Linked DNA regions of Homo sapiens: region 2 is linked to region 1. A link is an interaction called in ENCODE POLR2A ChIA-PET data of the cell type or tissue named here. Cell type or tissue: CD4-positive, alpha-beta T cell. All regions are shown on one strand.

Region 1 (5,000 bases):
ATCATTTCTCTACATTTCTGCCAAAAATACAAAACTCGAATCTGATCAGCAGGATATGTGAGAGAACCCCAAACTGAAGACTTTTCCTAAAATAGCTGTCCTGTACTCTACAAAAATGTCAAGGTCACAAAAGATAAAGACTGAGAAATTTCTAAAGATCAATGGAGATCAAAGAGACCTGACAATAAACATAGTACATGATCCTGGACAGGATATTACACCAGAGAGAAAATAGCTATAGAGGATCTTATTGGGACAACTGATGGAATTTGAATATGGATTACGAACTGTGAATTTGACGATAGCATTATACCAGTATTCAATTTATTTCTGGTTTTATAAATGTACTGTGATTATTATGTAAGAGAATGGCTACAATCTTAGGGACATACACACTGAGTGTTCAGGGGTGAAGGGGGATGGTGCTTCCAGGGCTCCATCAAATGGTTCAGAAAAAGTAGGTACAGAGTTCTTTGTACTATCCTGGCAATTTTTGTGTGTTTAAAATTGTATCAACATAAAATTACTTGTCAAAGCTATCAGGCCATGAAAAACAAGGAAAGACTGAGAAATTGTCCAAAACGGAAGGAGACTGAGGAAACGTGACAATTCGTATCCCTGGATTGGATCCTCGAACAGAATAAGGACATTAGTGGAAAATCCGGTGAAATCCAAATAAAGTTGGTAGTTATGTTAATGTGATGTACCAATGTCAATTTCTTAGTTTTGACTAATGTACCAAGATTAAGATATTAACATAAGGGGAAACTGGAAATAGGGTATAAATGTAAGCATATACAATCTTTGTAATTTTCTGTAAATCTAAAATTATTCCAAAATAAGCAGATAATTTAAAAATATATATATTAAAACACACACATAGCAAAGGCCATCTCCAAAGGCAGAGAACACTACACTAACCTCACAGGTAAGGAGGAGGACTGTCTATCAAGAGCTGCTGTCTTAAAGCAGAGGTTCCCAAACTGCACTGACCATGGCAGAATCAAAATTAAATAGTTTACCAGAACCACTAAATTAGAGTCTCTTGGGATGGGACCACTGAAAATAGTTATTTCGAATAAGTGCCTGGGTAATTCTGATTAGTACTCGGGCTTGGGCACCAGGTATCCAGCTCAGCACGTCTCAGATTGAACTACACACAGGGATACCCTGGAGATCTTGTTAAAATGCAGACTTGGGTCAGGAGGTCTGGAATAAGACCAGAGATTCTGCATTTCTAATGTGCTTTCGGGTGATGCCCAAGCATGTGGTCCAAAGCTCCACAGATTGAGAAGGGCAATGCAACAAGACAGAGGGCCCCAGTGCATGCCACTGCGGGGCATTCAGGACCTCTCTACACGTGTGTGAGACCAACTTCCATCTCACTGAAGCCACTGGTCTCTTAGGCTGTGGCCAAACCTAATCCAAACTACATTTAGTCTGCACCGAGTATCTCCAAACATTTTCTTAAGGTAAATTTTAACTAGCATCTCAAACCACATATGAAAGCAGATAAGCATCTGTTGCCTGACTCAAATATATCCGAAACTATTAGGCATCTCTACTTTTCTCTGTTTGTATAGGTTCCTTCTTGAGTCAGTAGAAAACTACCTCAGAGAGCAGTTAAAATGACAATGATGTGTGGTCTGATAACAGCTTTTTTGACAAAAATCCCAAAAATTTACCCTTTCTTACATTTGAGTTTAAGTTCAATTAATTCTGAGCTGACCCGTATAATTCATTTTAATGATTCCTTTGGATTCGCACAATTCCATATAACTCTCGCATTGATCTGCCACCAGATAATAAAATCTGACCAGGAAAAAAAATTGTAAATCATAATTGTAAAATAGTATGGAGAACATAAAGATTGGAGTTGCCATGGTTATTGTAATTTTGAAAATGTAGAAAGCCATCTAGAACCCTATACTATATACATTATGAAACCTGTAAGTATATAATAGGTCTCAACCTTTTATTCCTTAAATCATTTGCTCTAGAGTGACTACAGTAAAGTGAGGACAAAAGTAACCATTCTGAGATAACCTATAATCAAATAGTGCATGAGAATCACACCATACAATTCTCAAGATTCAAGTTAAAGGATGCCTTTATGGGTCAAGCCACTTTTATAAGTCTTCTTGATATTTTTTAATTCAATAAACATTTGTTGAGTATTTACTACATGGCAGACAATATGCTAGACACATTGTGAATTTTACACTAAAAATAAAAATTACAATTGGCTGAAATCCAAGACTGAACCCCTCTATACTAATTTCATTACAAAGCTATTAATATAACAAAGTACCAATGCATTTGGCTGCTTCTGCAAAAAATGAAAAAAAAGGGATTTTAAAAATTAAGTTTTGTCTTGCCTGTGTTCCAACAATCTGCACATATCCATGTGTCATGGCAAGGCAGGGATGGGGCAGCCTCCACTGTGTCAACTGCCCAGGGCCCGATCCACTTGTCCCTCCCACCTCCTTCCTAGCTTCAGACACAAATCCTGTATTGACACAATCCAAGTGGATGCTGGAAGAGTATAAAAACCCCATCCATCACTGTATGTGCTACAGAAATCAAGCACATTGCAACTATTATTGCACAGATTTTTCAACACAGCTAGAGAGAGAAAGGGAGAAGAGTGAGCTATCCAAAGTCTATGAAAATTCCAGTATAGAAAGGAAACTGAAAATAGACACCCAATGCTGTCACGTTACTAACCTGATCAATTTCCATGAGTTTGGGGTAGGCGCCCGGCCATTCTATGGCCACCTTGACGATGTCCGCGGGTGGCGGCATTGTAAGTCCCCAAAATGTTCAAAGCCAGTGGGAATGAGGATCCTACAGCGTAAACGGCCACACGTGTCTATACCTAATGAGGAATGACAGAAAAAGAAAGAGAAGTCACTCAGTGCAGATGCAGGGTGAATTTTGCTTCATCACTTCCTGTTTTCACTGGTGGTTTGGTATGAAAAACGGCTCCCCTTGGTGCCTGGGTGCTGAAGGTGCAGGGGCACAGCCAACGGTACAATGGGCTCCTGAGGAAAGAAGAAAGATGGGGGTGCCCGTGCCAACGCCCTTGAGTCAAAGCCGCCAGGAGACGCTGCCCTGTGGGGCACGGCTTGCGCGAATCTTCAGTGGAAAGAAAGCTGTTCCTTACCACTGAGTTCTGCTCTGAATGGTGCCCAGGGTCTGAATGAGCCAGGCTCACTCTCTGTCCAGACATGCATATAAACGTCTGGCACTCAACAGTCTGAGGAAGGACAGATTGCCCAGGAAGTCATGGTCAGGAAGCAGTGTTTCTTTAAAGTGTTTTCTGTGTGTCACAAACAGATCTCCACACTATAGCAACCAGGATATCATGAAGAAGGAGAAACACCCTGAGAGCTCACACACATGCACACCCATACTCCCTCCCCAAGGTCGGTTCACACAATGCACCTTCGGTGGGGGGTGGGGGTGGGGCAGAAAATGTACAGATGTGGACTGAATGGCATTCAGAACAGACTTTGAATTCTCACTTGAATGAATCGTGCTTCTTACACAAAGGAGGTAACCATTATCCTCTGCTGCCTCTTCCCAGGCTAGCCCATTTCTTTTTTTTTTTTTTTTTTTTTTTTGAGGCAGAGCCTGGTTCTGTTGCCCAGTGGCGCAATTTTGGCTCACTGCAACCTCCACCTCTTGAGTCCAAGCAATTCTCCTGCCTCAGCCTCCCAAGTAGCCAGGATAACAGGGGCCCACCACCACGCCTGGCTAATTTTTATATGTTTAGTAGAGACAAGGTTTCGCCATGTTGGCCAGGCTGGTCTTGAACTCTGGGTAATCTGCCCACCTCAGCCTCCCAAAGTGCTGCGATTACAGGCGTGAGCCACCTGGCCCAGCCCCATTTCTTTTTAAAATTAATTTTTTGTTAACAATCATGTGATACAAACTTGTGTGTGTATGTGTGTTTGTGTGTACAAAGACGGACAGTGTAGAGTCTCTTCTCCCAGTGTCACCCACCTGCCCAATATCTGCGTTCACTTCTTATACTTCCAGTTATCCAAAGTCATTAGGTATCCCTCCAAACTTTCTTCAAGTATAGAAGGCAAATACAAAAATACATTATTACATTTGCCACTTTCTTTATATAAAAGGCAGCATTTTTTTTTTTTTTTTGAGACAGAGTCTCCCTCTGTTGCCCAGGCTGGAGTGCAGGGGCATGATCTCAGCTCAAGGCAACCTCCACCTCCCGGGTTCAAGCGATTCTCCCGTCTCAGCTTCCCGAGTAGCTGGGATTACAGACGCACACCACCACATCCGGCTAACTTTTGTATTTTTAGTAGAGACAGGGTTTCGCCATGTTGGCCAGGCTGGTCTTGAACTCCTGACCTCAGGTGATCTGCCCTCCCCGGCCTCCTGAAGTGCTGGGATTGCAGGCGTGAGCCACCGTGACTGGCCAAAAGGGAGCATTCTTTTTGTTTCTTTTAGTATATTTTCTAAATCCTTCTATGTTAGTACAAAGAGAGCATCTTGATTCTTTTCACAGCTACATAGTAGTTCATTGTGTGGATGTGTCCTATTTGATGAACCAGTCCCCTGCTGTGGGCCATTTGGGTGATTTCTTAAGTTTAGCTATCATAAACCAAACTGTGATCCATAAACTTATATATAACTGATTTTGCACATATGCAAGTACATCCTTACAATAGATTCACAGAACTGAAACTGCTGGGTCAAAACATAGGTGCAGTTAATATTGATAGCCATTTCCAAATTTCTCTCCATTGGACTTGTATGAGGTTGTCTATTTACACCCAGCCTCACCAACAGAATGAATTTTTGCAAACCTGACAGGTTGAAAAATAAAATCTTAATGTATTTTAAAATTATATTTCTCTTATTGTGAGTGAGGCTGAACATAAAGAGGAAAAGACACACGCTCCCTTTTTGTGAACAGTCCAAACATTTGTCCCTTTTCTATTGGGTTCTCTTGTCTTTTTTGAGAAATTGAT
Region 2 (5,000 bases), 99 kb after region 1:
ACGGTGAGTGCTGGCCTCCCCTCCTTTACCTCTGCTCAGACTCTGGCTGGCACCCGCTGGAAGGCGGGGGCTGGACAACCTGTCTCCTAGTTGCATTGGCACAGCAAGCACACTGCTTTGTTTATTTATTCATCTGACCAAGACCATGTATTTATTTGAGCAGGCCTAGCAGGAGCTCCCATCTTTCCTCTGCCCCTCCCTCCAGCTGTACCATCTAATCTATCCTCCAGGTTGCTCTCACTGGAATGCACTGCATCTTTTCCTTGCCTAAAAGCCTTTGGCTTTCCTTTCTGCTGAATCCAAATGCCCAGCTCCTGGGATTGCTGACATAAAGCCCCTTCCAGACTGTCCTCCATCACCCTGATTGCTATATTCCCTGGATGTATCATATTCTTTCTCTTAATACTCAGCTTTCCAGATCTTTCTCAAAAGTCACCTCATTTGTGAACACCTACCTCTGTGATCTGCAATCACGGTAAACATACCTTTAGCATACTGTTATGACTGTCTCTAAACAGATTTGCCTGTTACAGCCCTCCCTACCCCTTCTCCACATATGGAGTGCCCAGGCTACAGCATACAAATTACAAGCAAAGTGGCTGTTGACTGACTTGAATGACTGAATGAAGCATTATGATCAGGGCTATAAGCCCAGCAATAGTTTAGCTTGAAAATATTTATATACATTTTAAGGATAAGCTCAACATCTGTTTTTAAAATATACTACAATTAATAAATAAAGCTTTACTGTGCTTCTCTCATATAAACCCAAGCAAATGTTTCTCAAAAACCTTCAGTTGGAGAATGGACAGTAATTGAGAAAGTAGTTCTAATGAGTCAAAGTCGCTTCCTGGCAGTGGAGTAAGCCTAGAGATGATGGAAACATATTCATTCCTTGACAAAATGTTTAATTTCATGTGATTTGTGCTGACTTACTATAAAAGTGACAGCACTGGAGAAAACAGGATTTAGCAGCTGATATAATTGTTTCTTTGCTTCTAAAGGCCTTTCATTATTAGAGCTGCATGGGTGTGTGTGTGTGTGTGTGTCTTTCTCTCACACACACATATATGTACAAAGCACTTATTATTTAATATATCAAAGAATCGGTCCCACTCCCCCAAACCAAAATTTCTGAGTAGTGGTCACTTCCCAGAGTGGCCCACAATTGGAATAACTGAGGCACAAGTCCACTATAAAAAAATCTAGGGGCCAGGCACAGTGGCTCATGTCTGTAATCACAACACTTTGGGAGGCCAAGGCAGGCGGATCACAAGGTCAGGAGTTCGAGACCAGCCTGGTCAATATGGTGAAACCTTGTCTCCACTACAAATACAAAAATTAGCCAGGTGTGATGGCAGGCACCTGTAGTCCCAGTTACTGGGGAGGCTGAGGCAGAAGAATCACTTGAACCCAAGAGGCAGAGGTTACAGTGAGCCACGATCGTGCCACTGCACTCCAGCCTGGGCAACAGAGCAAGACTCTAGCTCAAAAAAAAAAAAAAGAAAAGAAAAGAAAAAGAAAGAAAAAACAAAGAGGCTGGGTGTGGTGGCTCACACCTGTAATCCCAGCATTTTGGGAGGCTGAGGCGGGTGGATCACGAGGTCAGGAGTTTGAGACAAGCCTGACCAACATGGTGAAACCCCATCTCTAATAAAAATACAAAAATTAGCCAGGCATGGTGGTGGGCATCTGTAATCTCAGTTACTCAGGAGGCTGAGGCAGGAGAATCGCTTGAACTCGGTTGGCAGAGCTTGCAGTGAGCCAAGATCGCGCCACTACACTCCAGCCTGGGTGACAGAGTGAGACTCCATCTCAAAAAAAAAAAAAAATCTAGGAAACTGTGGGGTGGGGAGAGTTGGAGGGGTGGACGGGAGTCAAATAAAAACCAGCCTTACTGAGTGTTATTGGAATTCACTCCTCACTTGACCAAAAATGAGCAATCTGACCAAACTCCTCCACTAGCTCTACCTCCCAAGCCACATGCTTTCTGAGGGCCAAGGGTAAAGCCAGCTGTGGTTACGCATTTGGGCTAAAGAGACCAAAAACAAAAAAAAAATTATTTTGAAATGGATTACTCTTCAAAATTAAGGGTAATTGTGTGTAGCAGCCTGGAAAATACAGCTCATCCAGCTCTGCCACTGAACCCCACAGCACAAAACTCTGGCGTTCTAAATGCAATTCTGAACTGAAAAAAAAAAAAAGACACAAAGGGCGGAAGGAAGGGTGGAGGGTTGCTATAGGGCTGGTGAACTGTAAGAAGGCGGCTGCCTAGGGGAGTCATAGCTAGTCTATAACCCAGCATATTTCTACGGCACTTAAGCCACTCGATGGTGTTCTGGACTACGACAGCAGCCAAGCAGAGAAGGTAAATAAAAGGCTGACAGATAATTACATAAGAAAGTTAACATGGCAAGATTAGGACAGAAATCTAATATACAAAGTGGGAAAGGACTTCGCATAAAGCAGTACCTTGAAGGCTTCTCCCTGACCTGCTACAATGTCCTGGTCGCACTAATGGAATATCAATAACCATTACTATCCAACTAGTCAAGGTGGATTTGACAAGCAAAGGAGGAGGCACTGAACTCACTTAACTCATTCCCACACAGACATTTCCTTTGTCTTGTGACAAAGGCCTCTGAACAAGCCAAGCTGAGCTTTGCTACCCACCTCCCTCATTTCATTTATCTTATTGCCATTATGTAAAGGTTACAGTTAAGGCAGTAACCAGTGGTCAGAATTCAAAACGTTGTTAAGAAACTGAGACAAAAACTCACTAGTTACAGTGTTTTTCAGCCACAGGTACTAGGAAGAAACATGCATGGAAAGGAAACTTGAAAAACATTTGGATTAGAGAAACAACTGCAGTATAAGAGAGAAGAGAGCTAGAAAGGAAACTTGGAGAGCTGGAGGAAAGAAATGAACATAAAGGGTGAGCCCTCTCATTTATTAATACACCACCTTAGACTCTAAGGAATAACCAGTAAGGAGAAAACTGGGGCACTTATAACTGCTGTTGAAAGTCTAGACTATCTGATAACACACAACTGGTCTCACTAACACAGGAAGACAAAGCAGCAGTTCTCAGCTTGGGGACAGGAAAATTGATAGGACAATCTGCAATACCTGGAGACATCTGGGGTTGTCACAAACGACTAATGTACTGGCATTAGTGAACAGAGGCCAGGGAAGGCAGTAAACATTCGACAGTACACAGGACAGCCCTTACAACAAAGGATTATCCAGCCCGAAATGTCAATAGCACTGAGGCTGACACTGCCTGAAATAATGGGTCAGTAAAATGGCCAACAGCCTACAAGTAGAAAAAGAACCGTACAAGTAGCCTCAGCATCGCCCAAAGGAGAAACCATCACGGTCAAAGGACTCCAGTCTCTGGTTTTCTTAGTTGGTATGAATCTATCAACAAGAGAATTAGCAAAAGTTATGAGGAGCTGGAAAACACTGTCAAGTATATTCCCCTTCCAACTGGTTCCTTCCCAGGTGGTTCCATGCTTTTGCCTTCACCATGACTCATCCACAGAGGAAAAATGTTGGCTAAAGAATAAACGCCCATTCTTCTTGGCAAATACTGTTCTCATTTTTTATTAATAAATTGCATTCTAGCTCATATGCTTCAATATCATGAGGTTGGCTGATGGACATACTGTCCCTGAGAGAAGAATCCATTGACTCTCAAAACTAAGGTCAACTTTAGAATGAGATACCCAAAGAGAGGGATTGACTCTGAAGAACTAGGACTCAGTGGCAGCATTGACATCCCTGGATACCATGGCAACCCAGGGCACATCCATCTGCAGGACATACAGGAGTGAAGAGCCTCTCTGGACACCACTGCAGCATAGCTCCACATGGCATCCTGGCCTCAGAGGCTGGCAAGTCCAGTGAACCAACAAAAGAAGGAACTAACCAGTGCAGACATCATGGTGCAGGAGAAAGAAACAACGCAGTAAAACGAGTCAGAAAAGTTGGGTTTAAGGCTCAGATGCACTCTCTAAGTATGCTTGTGACATTTCATTCCTCCAAGCCACATCTGTAAAATGGGATAACAATACTATTCTGACTGTTCTCCATCATTTCCAAAACAGCATCCCCAGAGGAAGGGTGTGTCAGGCCACAGAGAAAAATGTCGCATTGATCCTATGACTCCACCTCCACTGAGAGAATGCTTTATAGGGCTTACCTGATTTTCATTCCCTCAAACCACCATTCCCTATCCAGAGTACAACCCACTGAACACATCTCAGTCCTTAGTCCAGCAAGTTGTGCCTCTCCAGTGTTTTCTACTGAGGAAAGTTTTGTTTTCTACCTTAACTGTTAGAACTAAAACAGTCAAAACTGTAGCCTCAATTCCTAAAATTGAAGTTCCAATAATAATTCTGTTCAGATTCTGGAAATCAGTGTTTGTGGGGGCCCGGAACACTGAGAATCGTCTCCTTCTATTTATACATGTGACTAATTTCTCGACTCAGCACTATGCCAGTTTGTTACTGTAGTTAATTCTGTTTGATGAGCTAGCATTCCTTCTCCCACACGTATTCCTATCTGATACTTAACTGTTCACCCCACCTTAGGCCAATGACCAAATTCTGCTCGTACCGTACCTGCACTTATATTGTAACAGGTTAGAAAATACAGCACTAAGACACAAGTAGTTAATGTAATCAGGAATCATGATATGGCTTTGCAGGCTTTAGTTCTGGCTAATATAGATAAGTTCCAATTGTTAACACTCAAACAACCCAAATTATCCAGGGAAATAAGCATTGCAACCAGTGTGTGCATTGTACATGCAGGCTGGCTTTGCTGAACCTAAAAATGCTGTGCTGGCATACTGGAAGGCTTTCATGGCCACACACATGGTCCTGGGAGCCACACCCTGTGGAATGACTGGCCTTCATGATCCTTTTATTATGGACAGTGCAGAAGTTCTCAGACTCTTTTTTTAAAGAGATGGGGTCTTTTTCTGTCCCCCAACC

What was found. ChIA-PET counts read pairs that join two places held together with the same protein. Peaks named below come from ENCODE experiments on the same cell type or tissue, not always from the same donor. Only the 100,000 strongest peaks of a DNase experiment are listed, where the experiment ranks them.
Region 2: POLR2A ChIA-PET joins it to region 1 with 6 read pairs; 10 of 35 experiments call an interaction of 5 or more read pairs at or near these places.

The regions. Positions count from the first base shown.
Region 1 is chr7:37,339,886-37,344,885 of GRCh38, forward strand. It overlaps ELMO1 (engulfment and cell motility 1), which reads right to left. Exons shown (of 22, transcript NM_014800.11): 2 at 2,728-2,878. The coding sequence starts at 2,805. Among named protein-coding and RNA genes, the nearest start is that of ELMO1, 110 kb to the right of the region's middle. RefSeq lists enhancers at 2,873-2,992, 3,233-3,472. In CD4-positive, alpha-beta T cell, a CTCF peak has its summit at 3,064; DNase peaks (open chromatin) are centred at 3,026 and 3,376; H3K4me3 peaks cover 2,615 bases; H3K27ac peaks cover 1,867 bases.
Region 2 is chr7:37,438,952-37,443,951 of GRCh38, forward strand. All of the region lies in intron 1 of ELMO1 (engulfment and cell motility 1), which reads right to left. Among named protein-coding and RNA genes, the nearest start is that of ELMO1, 7.4 kb to the right of the region's middle. In CD4-positive, alpha-beta T cell, no CTCF peak of the experiment used is centred here; a DNase peak (open chromatin) is centred at 2,230; H3K4me3 peaks cover 922 bases; H3K27ac peaks cover 1,996 bases.